Regions from separate parts of the Homo sapiens genome. Here all the other regions are linked to region 4. A link is a contact called in ENCODE Hi-C or POLR2A ChIA-PET data. All regions are on one chromosome and are shown on one strand. The core of a region is the stretch at or near the end of the contact, and the rest is flanking DNA. Distances in the headings are between cores, read along the strand shown.

Region 1 (4,075 bases), core at 1,395-3,894, 2.3 Mb before region 4:
TCTGGGTTCTGTTTCTTCAGGGGCCTGTTAAAAGCCATCATGGTAAACGAATCCAGGTTTAGAGATTACCCTTTTCCTAAGGATAATTTGCATTTTAACTGGGAACTTCTGGCAAACAGAAAGTCATCCCAAAGGAACTAATAAAAACTCCTGGCACCATTCTTTCTTGGAGGGAAAGAATTTTTACTTAAATCGCTTAATGGGATTATAGGAAATGAACTTACACTGTGCCACACATGCTTTAATGTCAGCTTTTAAAAAAATTTTAATTTTACTTATTTTATTTACTTTTTTGAGACAGAGTCTCGCTTTATCACCCAGGCTGGAGTACAATTGCGCGATCTCGGCTCACTGCAAGCTCCGCCTCCTGTGGTCAAGTGATTCTCCTGCCTCAGCCTCCCGAGTAGCTGGGATTCCAGGGGCCCACCACCACGCTCAAGCTAATTTTTGTATTTTTAGTACCGACGTGGTTTCACCGTGTTGGGCAGGCTAGTCTTGAATTCCTGACCTCGGGTGATCTGCCCTCCTCGGCCTCCCAAAATACTGGGATTACAGGCGTGAGCCACCGCACCCGGCTTTTTTTTTTTTTTTTAAAGTTTATCTTCACGACAAACCTGTTGGGTAGGTATCATTATCCATCATCCCCTTTATCAAATGAGGGAATCTAAGAAAGGTTTTAGTTGTTTACCCAGTATTGCACATCTGGGTGGGGAAACCATTATTTAGACCCTTTGTCTCCCAGCATATGACTTCTCGTCTAATGCTGTTTTTACAATGCCATGTTGCCTCCAAGGGTAAGTATAGGCAACCGCTTACAGTTTATACATAAATCTGGGCCATGGAGCTAAGTGGCTGATTATTATTATTTGTTATTTATTTATTTATTTATTTTGAGACGAGTCTCGCTCTGTTGCCCAGGCTGGAGTGTAATGGCGTGATCTCGGCTCACTGCAACCTCTGCCTCCCGGGTTCAAGCGATTCTCCTGCCTCAGCCTCCGATTAGCTGGGACTACAGGTGCATGGCACCATGCCCAGCTAATTTTTGTATTTTTAGTAGAGTCGAGATTTCACCATGTTGGCCAGGATGGTCTCGATCTTCTGACCTCATGATCCGGCCCGCCTTGGCCTCCCAAAGTGCTGGGATTACAAACATGAGCCACCGCGCCCGCCGTAGCCGAGTATCTTTAAAAAGAAGTATTACTAGGTTTATTCTATTCCCTTGATGGAATCTATGCTCCCAGACTTGACATTTTACTGTCTCCATTAAAAGTCCTTCACCTTTGGTGCCTGACCTTACTCATTCCTACCATAAATGTGATTATGGGCAGAGAAAAAAAGTGCTTTGAGCACTTTGACCAAATTATGATGTTAAATCCAAGATGCCATGTTATTTATTTTACCGAGTCCACCCAAGCCTCCTATATCCAGCGTGTGGATAGTACGAGGTTGACAATTAGTGCATTAGTTACCTGTTTACCACGACGTACTTGCAATAACAAAAGCTATTAGATGGGCTTTCCTAGTATCAAATATTCCTGCATGAGTTGGCTTTGCTTCTGATTGAAAATACTTTTGCCCATCCTTTGCATCTCCCCTATATTCTGGTTCCCTAATACAGAGTCTCGTAGGGGTAGAGAGATACCATTATGTTAGTGTCAGATACACCTGGCTATTTAATAGTTTTGTAAACTTGGGCACATTACTTAAGCTTTCTGTTTTTCCAGTCGTAAAAAACCGAAAGACTGATAGCGATTTTGAAGTTGTCGAAAGACTTTAATGTGTTTGAAAATACCTAACAACAAAGCCTGGCCCACAGCTGGTATTTCAATAATGTTAATTTCCTTGCTTCCCTCTTGAGGTCCTTAAGATTCATAGGTTCTCCGGACTCCTTGAAAGTTTTGTGTAGATGCATGAGGTGTATTTTTCTTGGAAATAAAGTCCACAATTTAACAGATTATCTTGGGGCCAGCGATTTCCCCGAAAATAAATTGTAGATTCTCCTTCCTGCAATGCTAAGGGGTGAATCTCTTTTGCGGGAGACTGGATTCTTTCGGTGTGTGTTTTGCTCTCTGGGTACTCTTTCTGTAGTCGGCTAACAGAGGATGACCAAGCCCCTCGCGGGGGCGGGGGCGGGTCACTCCCGGACAGGGCCCCCATGAAGTTTCCCTGGGGACTGTGTGACTCCCTAGGGGTCGGGTTACCTCCCAGATGGGGGTGGGGTATCACTTGCAGCTGGAAGGCAGGTTCATTTTAAGGTCTCGCGGGCTTCGGAGGCCCCTCCCTCACTGAGAAACCGGCTTTTGTCGTTCTTCTGAAGCCAGAGCTAGTCTTTCCAGGTGTTAGTCGAAACCTCGTGGTGCGACCCTGGTCGTCCCAAACCCCCTAGGCCTTAATCCTGGGGCGGTGGGGGCGGGGAGGCCGTGAGCACGGCTTCCGCTCCTCCAATCCGCCAGAGGGCGCAGCGGCCGGCCTCTCCCTTCCCGGGGTTCTTCGCGCCGGGCCCCTTCCGCGTGGGTGAGTGAATGTGAGAGTCAGCGCTCGCGCCGCGCGCGCCGCCCGCCTCCGCTGTTCGGCGCTCTGCTTTAGGCGGTGGGGGGCGGGCGCGCGCGTAAAAGCATAGAGACGGGCATTGAGCTCTTGGGCTAGAGCGTCGCCGAGTCGGAGCCGGAGCCTGAGCCGCGCGCTGTGTCTCCGCTGCGTCCGCCGAGGCCCCCGAGTGTCAGGGACAAAAGCCTCCGCCTGCTCCCGCAGACGGGGCTCATCTGCCGCCGCCGCCGCGCTGAGGAGAGTTCGCCGCCGTCGCCGCCCGTGAGGATCTGAGAGCCATGTCGGCCAGCAGCCTCTTGGAGCAGGTACAGGCCCGGCCCGCATGCCTCGGCCATTGTGTGAGGCGAGAAGGAGCCCGACTAGGCCCGGGCCCGCCGCTCCTGGGCAGGCCGAGCCGAGCCGAGGCGTCGTCTCTTGCGGGCCAGGTTTCGGGCCTCTCAGGCCGGCCGCGCCCGGCGCCTCTCCCTCAGCCTGTTCTTCCCGCTTCTCCTCGGGCCTCGGAGCCCACGGGCCGGGCCGCGCCGCGTTCCCTTCTCTCGGCGGGCCTCGTTTTCCTTCCTTGTTTCCTTCCCCTTCCTTAAAGCCCTGGGTTCCTCGCGTCGCCGGTGGCGCGTCTGCCGCGTTTTCTCCCCTGCCCCACGGGCCTGGCGCTTTCCCCCGCCTCCCATTTTCAGCCTCTTCCTCACTACCATTCCTGACGCCTCCCCTCGGGCCTGCTCCTTTATTCTCCCTTCGGGCCCTGCCTTAATTTGTTCTTCCTTTTCCATTTCTCCTTTGGACAACTTGCTGCTCGGCGACGTTTCCTTCCCCTGCAGAGACCAAAAGGTCAAGGAAACAAAGGTAAGTCCCGCTCCGCCGGTGGCCCTGAGCCGGGAGGGGGACGCGGGGCGGTGGGGGCGGGGTCTCCGGGAAGCGCCCCGGGCGGAGGACCTTTCGGAAGCCGCTTAGTTCGCAGGTGCCGCACACTTAAGTATTTTGACCCTTTCGGTGTGTTCTTGCAGCTGGCGAACAGCTTTTTCGCTAACAAGGAGTAATTCATTAAGGGTGGGGGTGGATTGGGTTTTGAAACGCTCCAGGTCCTTAGTTTCCTGTAGGTCTTAGAAGGCCTTTGTTTTTCATCCTCGTGGATCACTCTCTGGAAGTACTCTCATGTGATGGGGGAGGGGAAGCGGGAGGGAATGGAAATCCAGAGGAGCCAATAAAATGACCTTTTTAGATCAACTTGCTCTGGGTGGAGGGGGACATTTTCACTGGCGACTGTCGCTTCAGCATTCACTGTCATCTCTTACCCTTTTGAAGTTCAATCTTACGTGCTTTGTTAACTAGTAAGGTTTTTCTCTGGTTAGCATATATGAACTAATTTGAAAGGAAGATTGTAGGATTGGGACACTCCTAATTGAATTTTTTTTTCTTTAGTACAAAATGGATCTGTACATCAAAAGGATGGATTAAACGATGATGATTTTGAACCTTACTTGAGTCCACAGGCAAGGCCCGTGAGTAGTTAACTATTTACATATCTAATCGA
Region 2 (3,941 bases), core at 418-2,917, 2.8 Mb before region 4:
TCTGACCCATCGCATGTCCAAGTACAACCAGGACAATGCAAGACAGAAAGAGTTTTGTGCCCGGAAGTGTCTGGGTCAGAGTATTTTTGGATGTCTTTGCTTATCTGAGCTATTTATATTTGCCTCTCTTGTCACCTGTCTGATCCTGGCAGCCAGATTTTGGCCATTACTCAGCTCTGTTCTCACACACACCGACACCCCCACAAGGATAGCACAGGCCCATCTTAGGCATCAATAATGTTCACAGAAACAAACTTTCAAGAGTTTCGGCCAGGCGTGGTGGCTCACGCCTGTAATTCCAGCACTTTGGGAGGCCGAGGCAGGCAGATCACGAGGTCAGGAGATGAAGACCATCCTGGCTAACACGGTGAAACCCTGTCACTACTAAAAATACAAAAAATTAGCCGGGCGTAGTGGCACGTGCCTGTAGTCCCAGCTACTCGAGAGGCTGAGGCAGGAGAATCACTTGAACCTGGGAGGTGGAGGTTGTGGTGAGCCGAGATAGCCCCACTGCACTCCAGCCTGGGCGACAGAGGGAGACTCCATCTCAAAAAAAAAAAAAAAGTTTTACAATTAGCATTAAGAGTCTTTTGTTTTTTGGGTTTTTTGTTTTGTTTTGTTTTGTTTTGAGATGGAGTTTTGCTCTTATTGCCCAGGCTGGAGTGCAATGGCGCGATCTCGGCTCACCGCAACCTCTGCCTCCCGGGTTCAAGCGATTCTCCTGCCTCAGCCTCCCGAGTAGCTGGGATTACAGGCATGTGCCACCACGTCCGGCTAATTTTGTACTTTTAGTAGAGACGGGGTTTCCCCATGTTGGTCAGGCTGGTTTCAAACTCCTGACCTCAGGTGATCCGCCCACCTCAGCCTCCCAAAGTGCTGGGATTACAGGCATGAGCCACCGTGCCTGGCCCAAGAGTGTTAAAGTCTGGTGCAGTGGCCTGTAGTCCCAGCTACCCCAGAGGCTGAAGCAGGAGGATCATGTGAGCCCAGGAGTTTGAGACCAACCTGGGCAACACAGCAATACTCCCTCTCTTAAAAAAAAAAAAGCCTTAAATTTATTTGTTCATAGTCTTCAACTCACGAATTTTTCTAGGAATTTAATTAATCAGGAATATAATTATTTAAGAGTTTTATCTCATCTTGAAATATGTGAAAAATTGGGAAGAAAACCCTAAATGTTCTCAATAAGGATTAATAAATTATAGCATACATGAATAGTCTGCAACCATTAACAATTATATTTAAGGAATATTTAATATTACAAAAATTATGAAATGTGCTAAGTGGAAAAAGCAGGCTATATAGCTATACATTATTAATACGGTATATAAACTTATATGCTATAAAAATAACCAACATGTTGGTTTCTCTTTGTAGTGCAATTGGGATTTGAGGGAGTTCTCCCTTCTCTGTTTAAAAGGATCTCTTTAAAAAACAACAAATGTAATACAACTTAGCACATAGATAGATATTAAATAAGTGTATTATATAAAGAATCTTAAAACTTCTCCCTTCTCCGTCCACCCCAGAGCTAACCAATGGTAACAGGTGCAAACTACACATCTTTCCAGATCTTTGTTTCCTCTGTGTAACTATGTATACAACTATGAGACTGTTCTATATGTATCATTGCGCAACCTCGGTTTTTGCTTCGTTCTGTTTTAACCTAACAGGAAATCCTGCATACCTTTCCATTTCAGAGCACTTGGAGCTACCTTCTGTTTCTTTGCTGTAGAAGCCGTTGTGTGAACAAATCCGTTTATTTCTCTCATCAGTCTCCTTTGATAGACATTTGGGTCACGTCCGGTTTTACGCTTTTACAATACATCAGTGAACAGCAGTAATACGAGCTCAAGACAGAAGGCCTGAAAAACATTGAAAAACACAGAGACGGAAAAAAAAAAACCACAGAGGGGGAAATATAATTTCGGGTTATTTCAGTTTCACCTTTACACTTTGTTATATTCCACATTTTTTGCAATAAATATAAATTTGGAAGTAAAAGCATAAAACGAAAATCAAACGATTGATTGATTGATTGATTGACTGAGACGGAGTATCACTCTCGTCGTCCAGGCTGGAGTGTAGTGGCGCGTTCTCGGCTCACTGCAACCTCCGTCTCCCGGATTCAAGCGATTCTCCTGCCTCAGCCTCCCGAGTAGCTGGGATTACAGGCGCCCGCCACCACGCCCGGCAAATTTCCAAACGTATATTTAAAAGAAGAAAAGGAAAAGAGGGGAAAAAAAGAAAGAAAGAAAGAAAGAAAGAAATTAGAAGCAGATGGGGCAGTTCAGCCTCTTCTCGCGGAGCGGGGCTAGACGGAGTCAGGGGCGGACCGCCACAGCCTGCACCAATCAGGACCCGGTTGATAGGCAGAGCCTGGCGACTTCGAAGACTCGCCCCCAGTCAAAGAGCCCCGGGGATTCGTTTCCGTACGCAGCCTGGAAACCAGCCTGGGCCTATCCTGCGCGCCGCTGCGGGCTACTATTGGCTGCCAAGAAACCCCGCCCATCTTCCTGCTCATTGGCCGGTGCGGTTTACGTAAGAGGAGCCTGTTGCTGAGCGAAAAGTCTGTTCTGCAATTTTCGCTAAGGAGTTGTTAACGCTGAAACCGCACTGGGCGTCCTGGGGTCAAAAAAACAATACTAGCCACAGTTTATTAAACTGCAACTAAATGCCAGGCTATGTGCGCCAAACTTTTAATATTAATGGTTGTAGGCACCTTTCTTGAACACCCACCACTATCAGCCAGTCACTGAGCCAGATCCTTCAAAATAACAGTAAAAATATAGATAATCTACAGTTTATTGAGCACTTCATCTGCATCAAGCCTTGTTAAGGGGTTTCCATGCATAAGCTCTCATTCTCACAATAGAACGGTGGAGGTAAACTATTGCCCCATTTAACATTTAACATGCAGTCCTGTAGACCCAGCTACTCGGAAGGCTGAGGTGAGAGGACCCAGGAGCTCCAAACTTAAGTGAGCTATGATCGCGCCACTGCACTCCAGCCTGGGCAACAGAACGAGACCTGTCTCAGAAAAACAAAAACGTAATAAAAGAAAAACAAAAACAAAAAAACAGGAAACGGGTTCAGAGAAGTGAAGTGTTTTGCTGAGGTTCACAAAGAAAGGGTTGGAACTGGAACCTTCAACTCCGATATCCTGATTCCAAGTGTGGCCTTTTTAGGGAGGGGGTCGGGGTACAGAATTCCGCTGGGGATAGGGAAAGGTAGGACAGGATGGTGGGAGGCCAGAGGCGTTGCTCCAGGGACAAGCCTCAGGGTGGTTCTCTGAGAATAGGATGTATAGAGCCTCTAGGAGTGGAGGGTTGGGGAAGGAAGGGAGACCAGAGGAAAGGGAGAAGTTGTTCTTTCTGAAAATGTGAGGCTTCTCTCCTGGGGCAGCCTATTAAGGTGTAGGTAGCCCTGGACCTCGAGATTCTAGTCTCCACTCTGTGGCCAACTTCCTAGGGAACCTTGGGCAAATTCCTCTCTCTCGACCTGAGGCTTCCTGCCTTGTAAGAGAGGTAGTAAGCCAAAACAATGGAAAGTGCATTCGGGCTGTGAAGTATTTTAGGACTCTGGTCCTTGCTGGCAGCAGGGGGAATCTTCAGCAACCACAGACCTTTACTTAGCTGTTGCCTGGCCTCTTTTCAAGACCTTCAGGCGGTGACATGGACCCTAACAATCCTATAAACTCAAAACGGTTTGGGCCAGCCCTTTCCTACTCCATTCTGACTTAGCTATAGCAGGATCTGGCCTGCAGGGGGCGTTGAGGAACCACTCAGCCGACAAAACTAAACTAAATCAACCAAGCAATTTGCCCAAAAGCACCCAGTGCGTTAGTTTTTGCATTTAAGAAGGGTAAACGTTTCCAAACCTGAAGATTTCTGTCCTCAGTATGCAATCGAGAAGACGAATTATATACACTGCCAGTTCTT
Region 3 (4,130 bases), core at 734-3,233, 2.3 Mb after region 4:
AAATCCTGGCAGTTCCAACATTTGGGTTGACTCAGGCGGGGAAGAAAAATCCCAGGTGAATGATAATTGGATTACCCAGTTATGCTCCAGAGCCAAATGGCTGGAAAAGGCCAGGTCAGTAGGCTGTGGTACAAAGTGACATTATTTTTTAAACCAAAAATGGAGATACTCAGGCTGATGGACAATGGGATGGAATAGTTTAAATTGGGGCTGTCCTAGAAAAATCAGGGACATATGATGGATTTAGGTAGGTAGCTTATTTTGCAAGGGATCCTCTGGGCCCAATATGCTAATGGAGAGGGGATTAAAGATCAAACACGGGAGATATCCGAGGGGAAGGCTGTCATTGATTTGTAAGGGAAGAAAAAGATGAAAAGAGTGTGTTCCGTACACAGCACATGAAGGTACATATCGTAGGTATGGAGTAGGAAGGAAAGGAAAGTTGTTCAGAACCGAAAGTATGTGGGTGAGATCAGTTCAGGTTATGGAAGACGGGTGGGTGGGCAGTAGCAGGGCACTGACTGGTATCCGACACGGGGCCCAGGGCTTAGTTCAGATGGTAGCGTCGCCACTGGTTTGCAACCTGACCTTGGGCCAATTATTTCCCTGTCTGTGGACTTCAGTTTAAATACAGAATCTCACAAATCCCGATTTTAATGTAAAGAAGCAACAAATATAGTCTACCTTCATTTGGCATAGGAAGGAGAGAAAACGCTCTTCTAAAAATGGAAGAAAAGACACAGAACAGCTTGTCCCTTTCCATCCAATTAAAAACCTCGTGAGACTGAACTAGATTAAAAACAAAACTCTCCAGCGAAGCCGCAGGCGCCTCCAAGATAGGGAGTCCACCACCAATAAAGTACGGCAGATGCCAGCAGTCTCGTCCCCGAACGCACCGTCCGTCCCAGGGAAGTCGCAGCGGCGGGGAGGCCGGTCCTAGGTTGGGGCTGGGGTGGGGTGTGCGGGGCCTGGGGACGCGGAAGCTGCGGCGCGCCGAGGTGACACGGCTTCCAGGGGCGACGGGCGCGCAGGGTCCCCAGGCGAGCGAGGCTGGGGAGCAGGGCACCTCCCAGGCGCCGCGCGGACGAGAGCCGCGACTGGCACGGCCTGGCAGCCGCGTAGGCCCGGGCCGTTAGGGGCACCGAGGGCGGTGCCCGACTTCCAGTGCGGCGAGCGCGGCCCCCGGCCTCCCTACTGGCGAGAACCCCTCCCCCGCCCCGGCACTGACCTGTCCAGGGCCCGGCTGGGCCTGGCCGGGCGGGGCCTACGCAGCCCCTCGGCCGGGCGCCGACTCGCGCGGGGTCCCGGGCCCGGGCGGGCCGCCTCCTCTCCGCCGGGAGCCTCCGAGCCGGGGCCCGGGGCTGCCGCGGCGCATCCGACCGCACCGGCCTGGCCGGCGTCAACAAAGGGCGGCCGGGGCGCGAGGCCGGGACGGGGGCGCGAGGCCGGGGCGGGAGCGCGGGCGGCGGCCGGGGTTGCGCGCGCGCGCGCGGCGGGCGCTCGAGGGCTGCAGCCGCCGCGGAGACAATGCGGCGAGTCTGGGACGGCTCCCGCGGCCGCCTCCGCCGGGGGCGGGGCGAGGGAGCGGGGCGGGGAGGGGCGGGGCCGCGGGAGGGGCGGGGCGGACACGGGCCGCGCGCTTCCTTTGTGCGGCGAGCCCCGCCTCGCGCCCTCCGGAAGGCGGGTTAGGGACGCCCGGGGCTCAGCTTAGGGAGGCGGGCGCCACGCCACGAGGAGGCTGCCCTGATAGCCGGTGCAAGTGCTCCTTGGCGGGGCGGCCCGCGACTCCCGCCTTGGACCGTTCACTCCCTGAGGGGCCTGGGGGTCAGTCAGAAGACTAACGACCACCAGTCACCGAGAGCTCAGTTCGTGCCAAACCCTGCTCGCGCTGTCCCCGACTTATTGTTCACAACGACCCTACAAGTCATTCTCCTTCCCACTGGGAACCGAGGATCAGAGGGAAGTCATGGCCCGAGTGCCCCGGTCACACCTCCGTGAGCGGCCTCGGGCTCGCGGTTGAGGCTGATTGAGGAAGTGGGTTCAGGCGGCCCGCCGTGCCTGGCACACGGTCAGAGTCCCGTAAGTGTTGGTTATCTTCCCCAAGCGCACCGGGTGAACCTGCGCTGTCGTGGCGAAGCATACTCATTCAGCACGCGCGCGAGGGGCTGCGGGGGTACAGAGACGTGCAGCGTGACACAGTCCCCACCCTCAGGAGCGCGAGGCGCAGGAAGGTGCTGGACACACGCCAGGCACTTCTCTCCATTCTTGACTTCCCTCTGTTCCCAACATGGTCCCATTTTCTTGCCTTCCTTAGTATTCATATTCGTTGCCTGCCTTTCTTCTCCCCCCACCCCTTTCCACTCTCAGGCCTCATCCCATCTTCTTTGTTTACATTTATTTTACATTCCCCGAATATTTACTTAGCTCCCTTTCTCCTCTATTTTTCAAATTTTCAACCCCCCTTTTCATTAATATTCATATTTCCTTCTCCTCTGCCTCTGCATTTCTTACACTTATATTTTGTTTTATAAACTAGGGTAACACAGGATTGTATCCTCAACTCCTGTTCCCTAACATGCCCACACTTTCCTGCCTCCCTCTCTTAAGTTCCACCAGTTCTTCCTGGAATGCTCTTTCCTCAACTTTGCATGTCCAGGTCCTACCTATCCTTCAAGGTCCAGACTCAAGAACAGCAGTTGGCAAACTTTTTCTGCCAGGGACCAGAGAGTAAATATTTTAGACTTTGTAGGTCACACGGTCTGTGGCAACAACTCATCTCTGCTGTTGCCGCAGGAAAGCAACCACAGACAATATGTACGTGAAGGAGTGTGGTTGTGTTCCAATAGAACTTTATTTATGGGCACTAGAATTGGAATTTCAGATAATTTTCATGTATCATGAAATAGAATTCTTTTGATTTTTTCAAAAAAAAATTTAAAATGTAGAAATCATTATTAGCTTGCGAGCTGTACGAACACTGGCAATGTGATGGTTTTGGCCATTGGGCTGTAGTTTGTCAACCTCTGCTCTAGAACAATGCCTCGTCCTCCCTGAAATCTATCCTGAACATCTCTAGTTGGCAGTAACTTTTCCTGTTTTGTAGCTTTTAAATGACTTACCTCAAATCCATCTATGGCATTTATCGCATTTTACTTTCTATTGTAATTTTTTTCCTGTGCATTTTTCATCGTTTCAAGTAGACCTTCAGCTCTTGAGGTGGGGTACAGACCGTGTTTCTCAGTGTGCTACCTCCCTTCCCACAGTGCTTTGCACAGAGCAGGCATTCACACATACACAGAATGGGCCGGGCGCAGTGGCTCACACCTGTAATCCCAGCACTTGGGAGGCCGAGGCGGGCAGATCACCTGAGGTCAGGAGTTTGAGACCAGCCTGGCTAACATGGCGAAACCCTGTCTCTACTAAAAGTACAAAAATTAGCTGGGCATGGTGGTGTGCACCTGTAATCCCAGCTACTCGGGAGGCTGAGGCAGGAGAGTCACTTGAACCCGGGAGGTGTAGATTGCAGTGAGCTGAGATCACACCACTGCACTCCAGCCTGGGCGACAGAGTAAGAATGCATCTCAAAAAAAAAAAAAAAAAAAAAGACATACACAGAATGGATATTTAAGTCTTGGGTGGTTGACAGTTGTTTCCACTGTGTAAAGCTTACTTCTCTCATGAGATAGGACCTCAAGAGGAGGATGCTTGTTTGTATATCACCATGATTAGATTTCAGAAAGAAAATTTTGAGAGCTTTATGGAGGAGAAAGGCAAATGTCAGTTCATTTAGGGGTTTCTGGATTACAAACACTTGAGCAAAAAATGTTGATTACCACTGTTGCGGAGACAGGGCATGAGTACTCAGTGGGGTCCCATATGGTACTTCTATTAGCAAATTGGTAAAAGGCAAATAAAACATGCTATATAATTTACAGGTGGCAAAGTTAAGCAGAGGTGTTAGTATAATGAATAGCAGAATTCAGATAGAAAAGATTCCTGCCCCACCACTTGTTTTTTTCTATGCCTCAGTGGTCTTACCTTTAAAATGAGGATGATAAAAGTTGCTACCTCAGAGGGTTATTGTCAGGATTAAATGAGGAAATATGTGTAGTCTAGCAGAGAGGGCTCAG
Region 4 (4,256 bases), core at 743-3,242:
AGAAAAGACTCCTATAAAAATGTTCAAACGAAACAATTGGCTTTTGTAAAGCTATCTGTATGCCCTAAGACTTCCTGCTTTACCTAAAGAGGCAAGGCAGTTTCTCAAACCAGAGAAAACCTGGCAGAACAGTTTCAAAGTGAGCAAATACCTAAGCAATTAACATGTTATCTTGGGTAGTTTTGTGGTATTTTGGCAAATACGGCACAAAAATTAAAAACTCAGTATCCTAAATATCAGAAAAGCTCACTAATACGTGTAGCATTTAAAATGTGATTTTTTTACAAATGACACCTTATAAGTACTTTAAGCAACTAGAAGTGCTCAGTCCAGCTACTCTTTCACAGCTTTCAAATGTTTACAAAGTTTTTTAAAATATCACTAATTGAGTTGAATTCAAAGGAACACGGTTTACTTTATTTCCATGGCTCACCTTTTACTAAAATGCTTAGTGGTTTAAAAGGTGTTTATTTTTACCACACTTAACAAACATTCTGTGGTCATAAATTTATCTTAAAACAGTTCATTTTAAACCTAAACTAAACAAATTCCAACTTCAAAAAGCTGTGGCCTTGAACAAAATGAATTCAATTGTCGCTAAAGCAAAACACTAACTCAAAGTTCAGAATCCGGAGAGCGTTTCCCAAGAGCCCAGATAAAGAATCAACAGCCCCCCAGTGTTTTATAAAGTTAAAATTAGCAAAGGGTCAAAATGTTTATTTTGCTTACGAAAACTGCATCGGAAGCCACATTTCTTGGGGTTGGGCCTGTCTTAGTAAGTTTTTAGGTGCTTTCAAGAAACAAAATGCTAAGCCTATTGTTTCAGAAGTTAACTGACTTTAAAACAGAACCCAGGAAAAGCTTCATAAAATCTTATTCTTAATTAATCCCAGTAATAACAGGAATTGAGCAAAATGGTATCGAGGGCTGAGAACAGTGTTTTCTTAATTGAACAATAAAAGGTAACAATCTAAGTTACGGGAGAATAAAGCCTTCTCTGGTAATGCTGTGTGTGGGTTTCTGGCTTTGTTTTTTCAGCGGGGGGGGGGGGGGGGGCTATAGGAGGGAAAAGTTACAGGAGTGTATTCCTCACTTGACGTGGGAATGGTACTGACAAGTAAAACAAATGATCTATGTTTACCAAGCATGTTTGTGAGGACTAAAACTAGTATTGTGTATCTAGATTTTCCTACTAGCAAGGGGTGAACCCCTCTTTGAGTGAAGAGAGACACCAACACCGGGAGGCTCAAAAAGGAAGAACCCACCAAAAACACAAGCTCACACGGAAACAAAAGGCCACAGCAACCCAGGAGCCTAAAAAGCATTCTGAAACTTCCTGATCGCCACTTCTCCACATTTAAGGCTCGCAAAGTTCCCCCACGGTGAATCTCGCCTGTGGACAAGGGCCACGGCTGCTTCTAAAGCGATTTATTGTTCCTCCTCCTCCGGCGCTGCCACGGAAGCTCAAGAAGTCGAAGAAATCGGGGTGGCACAGAATTACACTTCATGGCCACACAGAAGACTCGGGGCTTCGCAAACCCATCAAAAAAAGCAACCCGAATGGCAACATCAATCTTCGGTGGTTCCCAACAGGGCCAGGCAAAAATGTAGAGGCACGTCTACGCCCTGGGCTCGGGCCTAAACCCCCAGCATTTTCCTAGCTTCGACCCCGCTCCCCACCCCCTCCCTCCTTTGATAACAATAGGGGCCTTGCTGCTGACTCCAAAACATGTACGAGGAACAGCGAGTGAGAAGCCTCAGCCAGGGCCCCGGCGGCTTTTCCAAAGCCCTTCTCACCCCCACAACCACTCTCAAACACCAATATGAAGGGACAATCTGCTCGTTAGGGGTCCGGAGCAGCGTTTGGGGCCGGTGGGGTGCGGATACTCACGGGCGGAGCGGTAGGATGAAGATGGATTTCAGCCCCCCGATCTTCTCTCTCTGGCGCTCTCGCTCCCCCTTACCTTTCACTCCGACAACATGGCGGCCCACTGGGGACTGGGTTGGCGCGGTGCATCCTGGGATAGGCTCCGGCCCCGGCCCCGGCGGTGGCAGCGGCATGTGCGGAGAAGGCTGGCGGCTCTGGAACAGGTTGCCTGGTTGCCATGCCAACCCAGGGCCTGTGTGAACTCGGGAAACTCGCAGGCAACACAAACGCTGCGCGCGAGTGCCCGCCCGCTAGGCGAGCGCGCGCCGCCAGGGCCGAAGGCGGGGTCCCGCCGGCCCGCACCTGGGAGAACACGGCCTGGAGCTGGGCACGCGGGGTTGCGCCGGTGACGCTCCACCGAGTCTCGGACGCGCTCCTCGCGCCCGCCGCGCCCTCGGAAGCTTGCCCCCGAGCACCACAGCTAGCAGGGTTCGCGGACGGCCACCCGCACTGCCCTGGCCCCAGAGGTGCAGGGTTCAAACCCCTTCTCTGCAGCTTTCTAGCTCTGCGGCCTTATTTAAATCGACCTGCCTCCATTTCCACATTTGTACAATGAAGAAGAAAATAACCCCCACTTAACAGAATGGCCTGGAGGATTAAGTGGAATAATGTATGTTAAGTGCTTTTAGTCTTACTGTCTCAAACTAAACTCAAAATAGATTGAAGGCCGGGCGCGGTGGCTCACGCCTGTAATCCCTGGACTTTGGGAGGCTGAGGCGGGCGGATCATGAGGTCAGGAGATCGAGACCATCCTGGCTAACATGGTGAAACCCTGTCTCTACTAAAAATACAAAAAAATTAGCCGGGCGTGGTGGCGGGCACCTGTAGTCCCAGCTACTCGGGAGGCTGAGGCAGGAGAATGGCCTGAACCTGGGAGGCGGAGCTTGCAGTGAGCAGAGATCGCGCCACTGCACTTGAGCCTGGGCGACACGGAGAGGCTCCGTCTCAAAAAAAAAAAAAAAATAGATTGAAAACAGACAAATCGCAATACTGTAAAAGACCAGAAGAAGATATGGGGAGAAGCTCTATAATTGGAGGAGGGAAAATGTTTATACTCATGAATCAAAGTCAAAAGATCATAAAAGAAAATATTGAAAGAAATATAAACATCTGTACGAGAAGAGATGCCATCAACAAAGTAGAACAAATGGATAAAAAATATTTGCAGTACACGGCCAGGCGCGATGGCTCATGCCTGTAATCCCAGCACTTTGGGAGGCCGAGGCGGGTGGATCATGAGGTCAAGAGATCAAGACCATCCTGGCCAACATGGTGAAACCCCGTCTCTACTAAAAATACAAAAAAATTAGCCGGGAGTGGTGGCGGGCGCCTGTGGTCCCAGCTACTGGGGAGGCTGAGGCAGGAGAATCACTTGAACCCAGGAGGCAGAGGTTGCAGTGAGCCAATATTGTGCCACTGCACTCCAGCCTGATGACAGAGCAAGACTCCGTCTCAAGAAAAAAAATATATATATATACACATATATGTATATATACATATATACATATATATACACATATATACATATATACACATATATACATATATACATATATACACATATATACATATATAAACATATATATACGTATATATACATATATATATATTTGCAATACACATGATAAGGAAATGGTTGATCATCATGATAAATGCAAAATTTCTCCCATCAGGGTCCTGGTGGGGTGGCTCACACCTGTAATCCCAGCACTTTGGGAGGCAGAGGTGGTAGAATTGGTTGAGGCCAGCAGTTTGAGACCAGGCTGGGCAACATAGTGAGGCCTCGTCTCTACAAAAAGTTAAAAATTATCTGGGCATGGTGGCACACATCTGTAGTCCTAGCTACTTGGGAGCTAAAGCAGGAGAATTCCCTTGAGCCCAGGAATTGAGCTGCAATGAGCTATGATTGGGCCACTACATTCCAGCCTAGGAGACAGAAAGAGGCCCTGTATCAAATAAATAAATAAATAAAATCTGTAATCAATTTCTAAAAATCCGAAATGGGCTGGGCGCAGCGGCTCATGCCTGCAATCTGAACACTTTGGGAGGCCGAGGCAGGCAGATCACTTGAGGTCAGGAGTTCGAGACCAGCCTGGCCAACATGGTGAAACCCCATCTCTACTAAAACTACAAAAATTAGCCGAGCGTGGTTATGGGCGCCTGTAATCCCAGTTACTCTGGAGGCCGAGGCAAGAGAATCGCTTGAACCCAGGAGGTGGAGGTTGCAGTGAGCTGAGATGAAGCACTGCCTGGGAAACAGAATGAGATTCCATGTCAAAAGGAAAGAAATAAATCCAAAATAAAATAAATCCAAAATAAACAAACATAA

What was found. Hi-C counts contacts between places; a loop is a spot of excess contacts on that map. ChIA-PET counts read pairs that join two places held with the same protein, here RNA polymerase II (POLR2A). Pooled maps may share reads with other maps.
Region 1: a loop to region 4 is called in a map with no recorded cell type, with 10 times the contacts of the local background. The contact joins the promoter of YTHDF2 here to the promoter of PUM1 in region 4. A Hi-C loop is called at or near these places in 1 of 37 single-sample maps with no recorded cell type and 6 of 50 pooled maps. POLR2A ChIA-PET finds 5 or more read pairs at or near these places in 2 of 52 experiments (PC-3 and Panc1).
Region 2: a loop to region 4 is called in a pooled map, with 5 times the contacts of the local background. The contact joins the enhancer-like site here to the promoter of PUM1 in region 4. A Hi-C loop is called at or near these places in 3 of 50 pooled maps. POLR2A ChIA-PET finds 5 or more read pairs at or near these places in 2 of 52 experiments (Panc1 and naive thymus-derived CD4-positive, alpha-beta T cell).
Region 3: a map with no recorded cell type shows a loop between it and region 4 (8-fold over the local background). The contact joins the promoter of PHC2-AS1 here to the promoter of PUM1 in region 4. A Hi-C loop is called at or near these places in 1 of 37 single-sample maps with no recorded cell type and 5 of 50 pooled maps.

What each region holds. Positions count from the first base shown.
Region 1 is chr1:28,734,296-28,738,370 of GRCh38, forward strand. It overlaps YTHDF2 (YTH N6-methyladenosine RNA binding protein F2), which reads left to right and starts at 2,645. Exons shown (of 5, transcript NM_016258.3): 1 at 2,645-2,852; 2 at 3,363-3,387; 3 at 3,964-4,043. The coding sequence starts at 2,826. RefSeq lists enhancers at 562-1,461, 1,992-2,041, 2,361-3,259, 3,142-3,251.
Region 2 is chr1:28,244,889-28,248,829 of GRCh38, forward strand. No RefSeq gene overlaps it. Among named protein-coding and RNA genes, the nearest start is that of ATP5IF1, 11 kb to the left of the region's middle. RefSeq lists enhancers at 796-1,295, 2,104-2,273, 3,515-3,714. Within about 2 kb of position 1,668, at least 33 of the 41 ENCODE cell types and tissues checked have a DNase peak (open chromatin) inside an H3K27ac peak, as active enhancers do.
Region 3 is chr1:33,348,369-33,352,498 of GRCh38, forward strand. PHC2-AS1 (PHC2 antisense RNA 1) reads left to right here and starts at 1,984. Exons shown (of 3, transcript NR_125978.1): 1 at 1,984-2,079. The region is part of intron 9 of PHC2 (polyhomeotic homolog 2); the gene reads right to left. RefSeq lists an enhancer at 788-1,717 and a silencer at 1,173-1,692.
Region 4 is chr1:31,063,725-31,067,980 of GRCh38, forward strand. It overlaps PUM1 (pumilio RNA binding family member 1), which reads right to left and starts at 1,993. Exons shown (of 22, transcript NM_001020658.2): 1 at 1,892-1,993. RefSeq lists enhancers at 1,650-1,969, 1,837-2,751 and a silencer at 2,080-2,299.